Regions from separate parts of the Homo sapiens genome. Here region 2 is linked to region 1. The links are chromatin loops, found by intact Hi-C in ENCODE. Cell type or tissue: GM12878. All regions are shown on one strand. Links, peaks and the distances in the headings refer to the core of each region. The heading gives the core; the rest is flanking DNA. Region 1 overlaps TMED10 (transmembrane p24 trafficking protein 10). Region 2 overlaps JDP2 (Jun dimerization protein 2).

The links. A loop is a pair of places that touch in the nucleus more often than their neighbours do. Peaks named below come from ENCODE experiments on the same cell type or tissue, not always from the same donor. Only the 100,000 strongest peaks of a DNase experiment are listed, where the experiment ranks them.
Region 2: it touches region 1 in a loop (3-fold over the local background); 3 of 110 quality-filtered maps call a loop at or near these places.

Annotation. Positions count from the first base shown.
Region 1 is chr14:75,130,593-75,134,987 of GRCh38, reverse strand. It overlaps TMED10 (transmembrane p24 trafficking protein 10), which reads left to right. Exons shown (of 5, transcript NM_006827.6): 5 at 1-3,519. The coding sequence ends at 103. Among named protein-coding and RNA genes, the nearest start is that of NEK9, 5.7 kb to the right of the region's middle. In GM12878, for the core only: a CTCF peak has its summit at 2,408 (motif pointing left); a DNase peak (open chromatin) is centred at 2,417.
Region 2 is chr14:75,451,727-75,456,121 of GRCh38, reverse strand. The region is part of intron 2 of JDP2 (Jun dimerization protein 2); the gene reads right to left. Among named protein-coding and RNA genes, the nearest start is that of JDP2, 26 kb to the right of the region's middle. RefSeq lists enhancers at 2,581-3,094, 3,095-3,610, 3,611-4,125. In GM12878, for the core only: a CTCF peak has its summit at 2,011 (motif pointing right); a DNase peak (open chromatin) is centred at 2,111; H3K27ac peaks cover 1,370 bases.

The sequences.
Region 1 (4,395 bases), core at 1-4,000:
CCTATACTTCAGCATCTTTTCAATGTTCTGTCTCATTGGACTAGCTACCTGGCAGGTCTTCTACCTGCGACGCTTCTTCAAGGCCAAGAAATTGATTGAGTAATGAATGAGGCATATTCTCCTCCCACCTTGTACCTCAGCCAGCAGAACATCGCTGGGACGTGCCTGGCCTAAGGCATCCTACCAACAGCACCATCAAGGCACGTTGGAGCTTTCTTGCCAGAACTGATCTCTTTTGGTGTGGGAGGACATGGGGTACCACCTACACCCAACAAGTCAATGAGGGACTTCTTTTTAATTTGGTAGGATTTTGACTGGTTTTGCAACAATAGGTCTATTATTAGAGTCACCTATGACAAAAAATAGGGGTTACCTAGATAATGCCAAAGTCAGCATTTGTCCTGGGTTCCCTTGTGTGATCTGTTTGGACTATGTTTTCTTTTCTTCTCCCACTTGCTCAGCAGCTTGGGCTTCCATTCTAGTTCTTTTACCAAGATTTTTGTGTGACCATGTTGACTTCATTTGGATTGCCCTCTTTCAATTTCCTTGTGAAAACACCCTTAACTTTCTCTTTACCCTTAGCTGAAATGTTTACATAGCTTCTGGTGATATCTTTTCATGATTTTATATCTCTTAAAATGGTGATGGATGTGACACCTCATAAAAGTGAGCTTTGAACTGTAGATAACTCTTAAAGAAAATGTCATTTTAGACAATTAAAATATTTGTGCTCAACTGCTTGAACTTTTTTCGTGTATGTGTATTTAATTCTATGCAATATTATCACATGTGTAGATTCATGTGACCACCATCACAAGAGACAGAACAGTTCTGTCACATGGATCCCTTGCACTGCCCTTTTACAGCCGCAGCCACATCCCTTTCTTATACCCTCACCCCAACCTGTGGCTACCACTGTTCTGTCCTCCATCTCTGTAATTTTGTCATTTCAAGAATGTTGTATGAATGGAATCATACAGAATGTAATCTTACGAGGCTGATCTTTTTTCATTCAGCATAATTCCCTTGAAATCCATCCAAGTTGTTGCATGTATGAATAGTTTCTTCCTTTTTTTCTTTTAAAAATGTTTTATATATTTAGGGGGTATAAGTACAGATTTCTTACATGCATATATTGCATCGTGGTGAAGTGGGGGCAGTTCCTTTTGATTGCTGAGTAGTATTCCATGGTATGGATGTACCACAGTTTGCTTAACCATTCACCCACTAAAGGACATAAGAGTTGTTTTCAGTTTTTTGCCCTAATAAAGCTGCTGTGAACATTCATGTACAGGTTTTTATGTGAACATACATTTTCATTTTCTGGGATAAATGCTCAAAAGGGCAACTGTTGGGTTGTATGGTAAACACATATATTTTTGTAAGAAACTACCCTACTCTTTTTCCAGAGTGGCTCTACTTTTTACATACAGCCACTCATACAATTCAGACAGCAATGTATGATTGATCCAGTTTCTTCACATCCTCACCAGCATTTGGTATTACTACTATTTTTTATCTTAACCATTCACATAGATGTGTGTAATGATACCACATGTGGTTTTAATTTGCATTTCCAATGGCTAATGATGTTGAGTATCTTTTTGTGTGCTAATTTGCCATCTATGTATCCTCTTCGGTGAAATGTCTTCATGTCTTTTGTCTATTTTCTATTTAGGTCATTTGTTCTTTTTACTATTGAGTTTTGAGAGGTTTTTTATATATCCTAGATAAAATTCCTCTGTTAGATATGTGGTTGCTTGAATTTTTAACATAACTTCTACCAAGGAAAAATAAGTAAAATTTCCAACCCTTGCATGGCCAGTCACTTACTTAATTCCTGTCCTTCAGTGTTCCATCTAGAGAATTAAGAGATATGATGTATAAAATAGACATCGAGGGCCATTAAGAGAGTAAATACTTAAAAATACATGTTATGAAAGCAAAGCCAATAATCACTGTAGGAGTATGAGTTGCCTAAGGGCCAAAACTAATGTAAATAAGAGAAAGTGTGGATATAAATGACCATTGTTTATAAACAGTTATGAAAAATGCTGTGACTTGAAATCTTTCCCACATCTCCCAAGAAAGTAGGTAGGAGTTTATCCTTTCCGTAATCTCTTTTTAACCCTGCTGACTATTACAGGGCTTGTTTAATCACAGTGGCAAGAATTACATGTATCTTACAGTAAAGAAACAGAATACTGGAATCGTTAGAGAACCCTGATGTGTTGACCTGGATAAAGTACAAAGGTGGAAGAGGGAATGAGTTATGCTGTTAAAATCTCAGGCTATTCTGTTAATGTTCCTGCTACTATGAACCCAAACTTTTTTTTTCCCCCTTTTGACTCCTTGTGTCTTCCTCTCCTGTGGCATAAAAGTAGTTCTGTCGTTAACTTGTACAACATTGCCATCTGCTGTTGAGAATTGGTAGGTACTGCTTCTGAGAACCTGGCTGCAGATCCTTAGCATAGGCAGCAAATGTTGAGAAAGTCTATCTGTAGTATTACATATACTAAGTTACAGAGGATGCATCCAAGTAGAGAAAATAATATGTGGGTTAAGATACATCCTTAAACTTTTTTTTTTTTGGGGGGGGGGGGACGGAGTCTTGCTGCAACGCCCAGGCTGGAGTGCAATGGCACTATCTCAGCTCGCTGCAACCTTCACCTCCTGGGTTCAAGCAATTCTCCTGCCTCAGCCTCCTGAGTAGCTGGGAATATAGGTGCACACCACCATGCCTGGCTAATTTTTGTATTTTCAGTAGAAGCAGAGTTTCACCATATTGGCCAGGTTGGTCTCGAACTCCTGACCTCAAGTGATCTGCCTGCCTCAGCCTCCCAAAGTGCTGGGATTACACGCGTGAGCCACCACACCCAGCCTCCATCTTTAAACTTTTAAATGTGAAATTTCTATCATGTACCGTTAGCCTAACAAGATTTTCTTTCCTATTTCTGACTGGTGCCTTTCCCCTTTTTAGGAGCAACGAAAGCTACTCTCTTAGTTATGTTCTTGTGATGTGACAAAATGTCAAGAAGATAGGAGAAGAGAATATTTTATTTCGTTGATGCTTTTGTTCCCAAGTGTGACCCTAAACTTAAGCTTTGTAGGAGTTGACATTCTTTCATGTCCCTTCCCTTTACTCATGCCGAAACTATCAACTGGGACATTTTGTGCTTTTGGTTTAAAAGTTAATTGATATTATACTTTGGTTTTATCTAAAAAGTAAATGTATTTGCCTTTGACAAAAGACTGACACAAGAGCAAATAAGCTTTAAAATCGGGTGTTATGTGCTTTCCTCCATTTTTGAGCATATTATCCAAAATGGTCTGTATAATATAAATGAGAATGATGCAGTTTAAGTAAGCCTTGTTATACCATTGTCATGGACCCCTGTCATAAAGCCATTTCTTGGTTTGTTTGGGAAAGAGGCATATGGGATTTATACAGATTCACTTGTAAATGTTGGATTGGGGATTTTTGTGTAAATTTTCTCAAATAAAGGCTAGCAGAAACCATTTTAGGTGTACTGTTACTCTTGAGTACTTCTATGTCTGGATTGGTGATAATTCTTCCATATTTCTCTTTTAAATTATGGCAAATTATACCTGATGAATTAGAGAAAAAATATTGTTATTCTTCAGTTACTGCAGATCGATAGTTTATATGAGCTAGTAAAAGATTATCATATTTTGTATGTAATATATGTAAATTATATATATATATATAATTAAGAATCCTTAATTATGCATCCTCAGACCAAATATGGTTCTGTAAGCTAGGCATTTTATTCTCTTTATCTTCTCTCTTTTGGAAACTGTTACTATTAGGTTCGCACAAAAGTAATTGTGGTTTTTGCAATTAAAATTGCAATTGCATAGAATCACTCCTACAGAGAGCCATCTCCCCTGCCTTTCATTCCTAAAAGACCCCCACCCCCCACCCCCGGTATATGAATCCTCAGGACTCACTTTTTAGGCCTATCATATCCAATGCAAAACCCCACTCCAGGAGGTAAACGTCTTTTCTCCTCTCCTTTCACTTACAGTTGAACATTTTTCACAAAGCGACTTTCCAAGAGCCAATATGAAGTGCTTTGCACACCCACTGGCTGGCCTCTTATTTATCCTCTTATCTCCATTCTCCCTCAAATAAATTTTATTATGAATCCATAGTGTGTAAAGTAGTGGTTCCCATTATTGGGGTATAATTTTTTTTTCTTTTCTTTTTTTTTTTTTTTGAGACGGAGTTCACTCTTGTTGCCCAGGCTGGAGTACAATGGCATGATCTCGGCTCACCACAACCTCCGCCTTCCGGGTTCAAGCAATTCTCCTGCCTCAGCCTCCCGAGTAGCTGGGATTACAGGCATGTACCAGCACGCCCAGCTAATTTTG
Region 2 (4,395 bases), core at 318-4,317, 320 kb before region 1:
GGGAGTTTGAGAAGGTTTCTGCCACATGCCACTGAAAGATGCCTGGGACACCAAGCTTCTACCCTTGGAGGTCAGGTGATGCCAGGGGCTAATGGAGGAGCTGAAGATGGTCCCCAGTGACCAGGGGTGAAATCCCACCCTCAGCAACATTCCTAAAACCGCTGAGAAAGCAGCAGAGCCTGGATGCGGAAGGGCCCTTAAGCAGCCGCCAATAAAAGGCAGAGGTGGGTCACCTCGGTCGGTACCAAAGCCCCTGGACTAGGGGATCCCAGCAGGAAACAGGGGTTTATTTAAAGGAAATTAATGAGGGAACTACTTACAGGGGGTGGACAGAGCTTAGGGAACCCGGGACCAGCAGCAGTGGAGTCACGAACACCTCCGGCCTGAGGCTAGGGTCAGGAGTGATGATTGGAACCCAGGGAGAGCTGTCACTTAGCCATGGCAGAGGGTCACCAGACAGGAGCTGTGCTCTTTGGTAGAGGAACACACCACTGCCCAATGGGTGCCCAGCAGGGAGGGATCAGGGGAATGAATATCCCAAATTCTTTTCTAAGGCTGGTACCTCCTAATGGCCAAGTTCAACCAGAAGCCAGAGTGGAAGGACTCCTGGGTAATGTGGTCCATTGAGATGAGCCACCTGGGGCACAGAGCAGGGTAAAACGGGAATGGATCTGATAGGCAAACAAGACTATCTCGTGTATGAATCTATCTCTGTGATTTACATAAGTCCACCCCCAGTCCTGGACCCAGTCACGGCCTGCAGGCAGGAGTCAATGACAGCAACAGTTGAGAGATTCCTACAGGGCTCGTGGTCATCCCCACAGCGAGCACTTCCTGGACGTTTGCCAGGAGTCAGGCACTGTGGAGTGTGGTTGGCCAACAGCACAATCAGCCTCACCCAAGCTCTTGTTAGAAATGCAGTCTTGAAGGCCACCCAGACCTACTGAATCAGGATCTGTATGCAGTACATGCGCACGCAGATTTGTGTGCCCAGAGAAGTTTGCCCTGGAGCCGATTAAGGACTCACACAGTCCATTTAGCAGGTTGTCATGATTCCACCTGCAAAATACATCTCTAAGGTGTCCACCACATTCTCCATCCCTGCTGCCTCCAGCCTGGTCCAAGCCCTCGTCGCCTCTGCACTGGACGGCTGCAGTGGCTCCAAAGGGCTCTCCCTTGGCTAAAACACAAGTCAGCTCCTCTGCTTGCAACCCTCCAACAGCTTCCAACACATGTGGCCCACAGAACCGAGAAAACCTGGCTCCTCCTGCCTCTCTGACCTTCCACTACATCGCCCTCCTCTACCCCTCAACTCCAACAATGGGCCTTCTTCCTCTCCCTCAAAACGACAAGTTCTTCCCTGTCCCCCGGGTTTGTACTTGCTGCTCCTTCTTGACGTCTTTACTGACCACCCCAAACTAAAAGCCCTGTCCTGTTACTATCTCCCTGTGTATTTCCTTCAAGGTGCATTCACTAACAGCACTTATCTTTTTCACATGCATGTTTGCCTGCCCGTTGTCAGTTTCCCATGAGAACCTTAATCTATTCATAGTTAATCTATATAAATATCTCAGTCTATCATCACCTTCACCACTGTCACTCAGCCACCAGAGCTGAGCATGGCACAGAATGGGTGTTTATTAACTAAATTAACTACATTTAATTTGCCATCTCAGTAAGTCACCCAGCACAGCTCTATTCAGCTTCCCCACTTTTGCAGATGAGGAAACTAAGAACATCAAGGCTGCGTAGATGCTCAGTGACAGCGCAGGACTCGTATCCAGGTCTTTGGGCCGCAGGGCCTGAGCACGTCCTGCTCTTCAAGGGGTGGGTGGTCTGATCATGATCACTGCCTTTAGAGTTAGAAGTTTTTAACATGTTTTAAAAAACGTTATTGCACAATTTACATGAAGGTGTAACATTCAAGCTCCATGGTTTAAAGGAGGGGACGTCACCAGCTCCTCTCGGGCCTAACCCTCACCCATTTCCGTGTTTCTCAGGCCCCGTCTGCAGGTGGCGCGGCATTTCCACTGTGACAAACAGCAGCCCAGATGTGATTTTGAATTCTGACTTTTCATAAGCGTTTTCAAAAACATAGCTTGCAGGACCCACAGAGAGACAGAATGAGAAAGAGAAATTACATTCTCAACCCAAGGCGCTGAAAATACAGAAACTCTCACATGGACAAAGAAATAAAGGAAGTGATAAGCAAAAATGGACACAAAAGAAAAACCAAAACCCCCAGCACTAACCAGAGTAGCCCAAGTCTGAGGGTTCTGTCTCATACTAAGAATTGTTGCCTGGGCAGACAGAACCAGGCTAATCTGAGACTTGTGGCATCAGAGTTGACAGTGTGAGCTTTGGTTGGTGGGGTTGGGGGGTGGTCTTTAAGACCTGAGTTCCTCCAGAAGCTCTGCTGTAGACCAGCTGTGTGCTCCTGGGCAAGTTACTTGGCCTCTCTGAGCCTCCATTCCTCACTTGTACAGGAAGGTACTGAGCCCTGCCGCACATGGTAGTAATGAGGACTGAGTTCCAGCCCAGAGCCGGGAGCACAGGAAGAGTTCCGTGATGCCAGCTTCCCTGCCTTCCTTCGCAGGCAAGGCGGAGGTGGTGCTATTGCAGCAGCGGCACACTGGCCTGCCTCCGGGCAGAATGCGGCACAGAAAGGAGTACTGCGGAGAGGGAGGAGCAGGCTGGGGAGTTCAGGGCGTGCTGAGTTGTCAGTGAGCAGGCCTGGAGTAACAGCCCCGCAGCCTCCAAATCTAGCCTCAGGCCTCACACAGCCAGCCAGGCCCACCAGGGCCCCCCCTGCATGGAGGAGCCACATTTCAACACCAGGGACCCATGAGCACCCTGGGAAGTAAACACCCAAATACCAAACATACCAGACATTCCCCTACATAAACAGGGCTGCACTAAGCCAGGGGCTGCAGTCCCTCCCCACTCCCCCACCCCCCATCAACAAAGTAGGGCAATTCAGGGACAAGATCTCAGCCTGCCCAGCCGGCTAGGCCCATAGCCTCCTCCCACTCCAGGAGGGAGGAATGAGGAAACCCCAGGGGCCCTCAGCCAACTCCCTTGCTGACCCCCGGCAGCCTGCAGGGGCCAGGCCCTCCCAGCATCCCCCATGGGGCTGAGCTGTTGGAAACTCTCTGCCCTCCTGTCTCTCCCGTCATCTCTTGCCAGGCCTTCTTACTCAGTGGCCAAGGTCTGGGCCTCAGCTGTGAAATATTGAGCTGTTTCAGTGAACAGCGGGCAGGGCTTTAGGAGAAAATTCAAGACAAATGGTCAGTCTAAGGCTGGGGTTGCAGACTCACATCACCTCAGGGGTCAAGCAAGTAACTCACCATTAGTGAGGGGGGAGGGCTGGATGGGGCGGTGGCCACCCCTCCTGCCATGGGAGGGGACACTAGCCCCAGTGGGATGCAGGCTCAGTGCTGCTAATTCTTCCAAGTTTTCAAGAAAATATAAATTTTTGAAGTAAAATCTCCCACTTTTGAATGTCAGCAACAAATTCCATTTTGAAAGGAACACCGCATGAGCCAAACAAAACACATCTGTGGGCTGCACTGGCCCACGGCTGCTGATTTATGACCTCTGGCAGTCAGCTGACCCTAGTGGGCTTGTCCTCAGAAGCCTGGGCTCTGGTCACCACAGTGCCCTGCTCTGTGACCTCGAGTCAATCAGGTCACCTCTCCGGTCCTGGGGCTCATCTTTAATAAGCACAAGTAGCTCCCATTTCTCACTGACCTTCAAACACATCTGCAAGGTGGGTCTCAGGGGCCTTATTTTACAAGTGAGAAAACTGAGGCTCAGCGAGGTGGAGTGTCTGCCCGAGGCTGCCAAGCTGGGAAAAGACAGGGATTGACTCCATTCCATCAGGCTACCTTCCACACGGTGGGCTGGACTAAAATCTCCGCAAAGTCCTTTCCAGCTCTGACTTCTCTGGGTTTTCATTCATCCAGCCTTCAAGGGCAGCGTGGGCCTGATTGAGGGATGTAGGAAGGGTGCCCCCTAATTTCTTATAAGAAGTTTCTTAGCTGGGCACAGTGGTGTACACCAGTAGTCCCAGCCACTCAGGAGGCTGAGGCTGGAGGATTGCTTGAGCCCAGGATGTTGAGACTGCAGTAAGCCATGATTGTGCCACTGCACTCCGGCCTGGGCAACAGAGCAAGACTCTGTCTCGAAAAAAAGAAAAAAGAAGTTTCTGCTTTTACAGACGCTTAGTGCCAGGGGCTCTTGGAAGCACCAAGGCTAATCCCTAGATTTTAGATGAGGAAACTGAGTCCCAGAGAAGGAAATGGCTTGCTCTTCAAGACAGGGATTGGGTCTTCACAGACCAGCCCAGAGGACACTGCTTGGTCCATCCTCCTGGGAGGCTCTGCCTGACTGTGC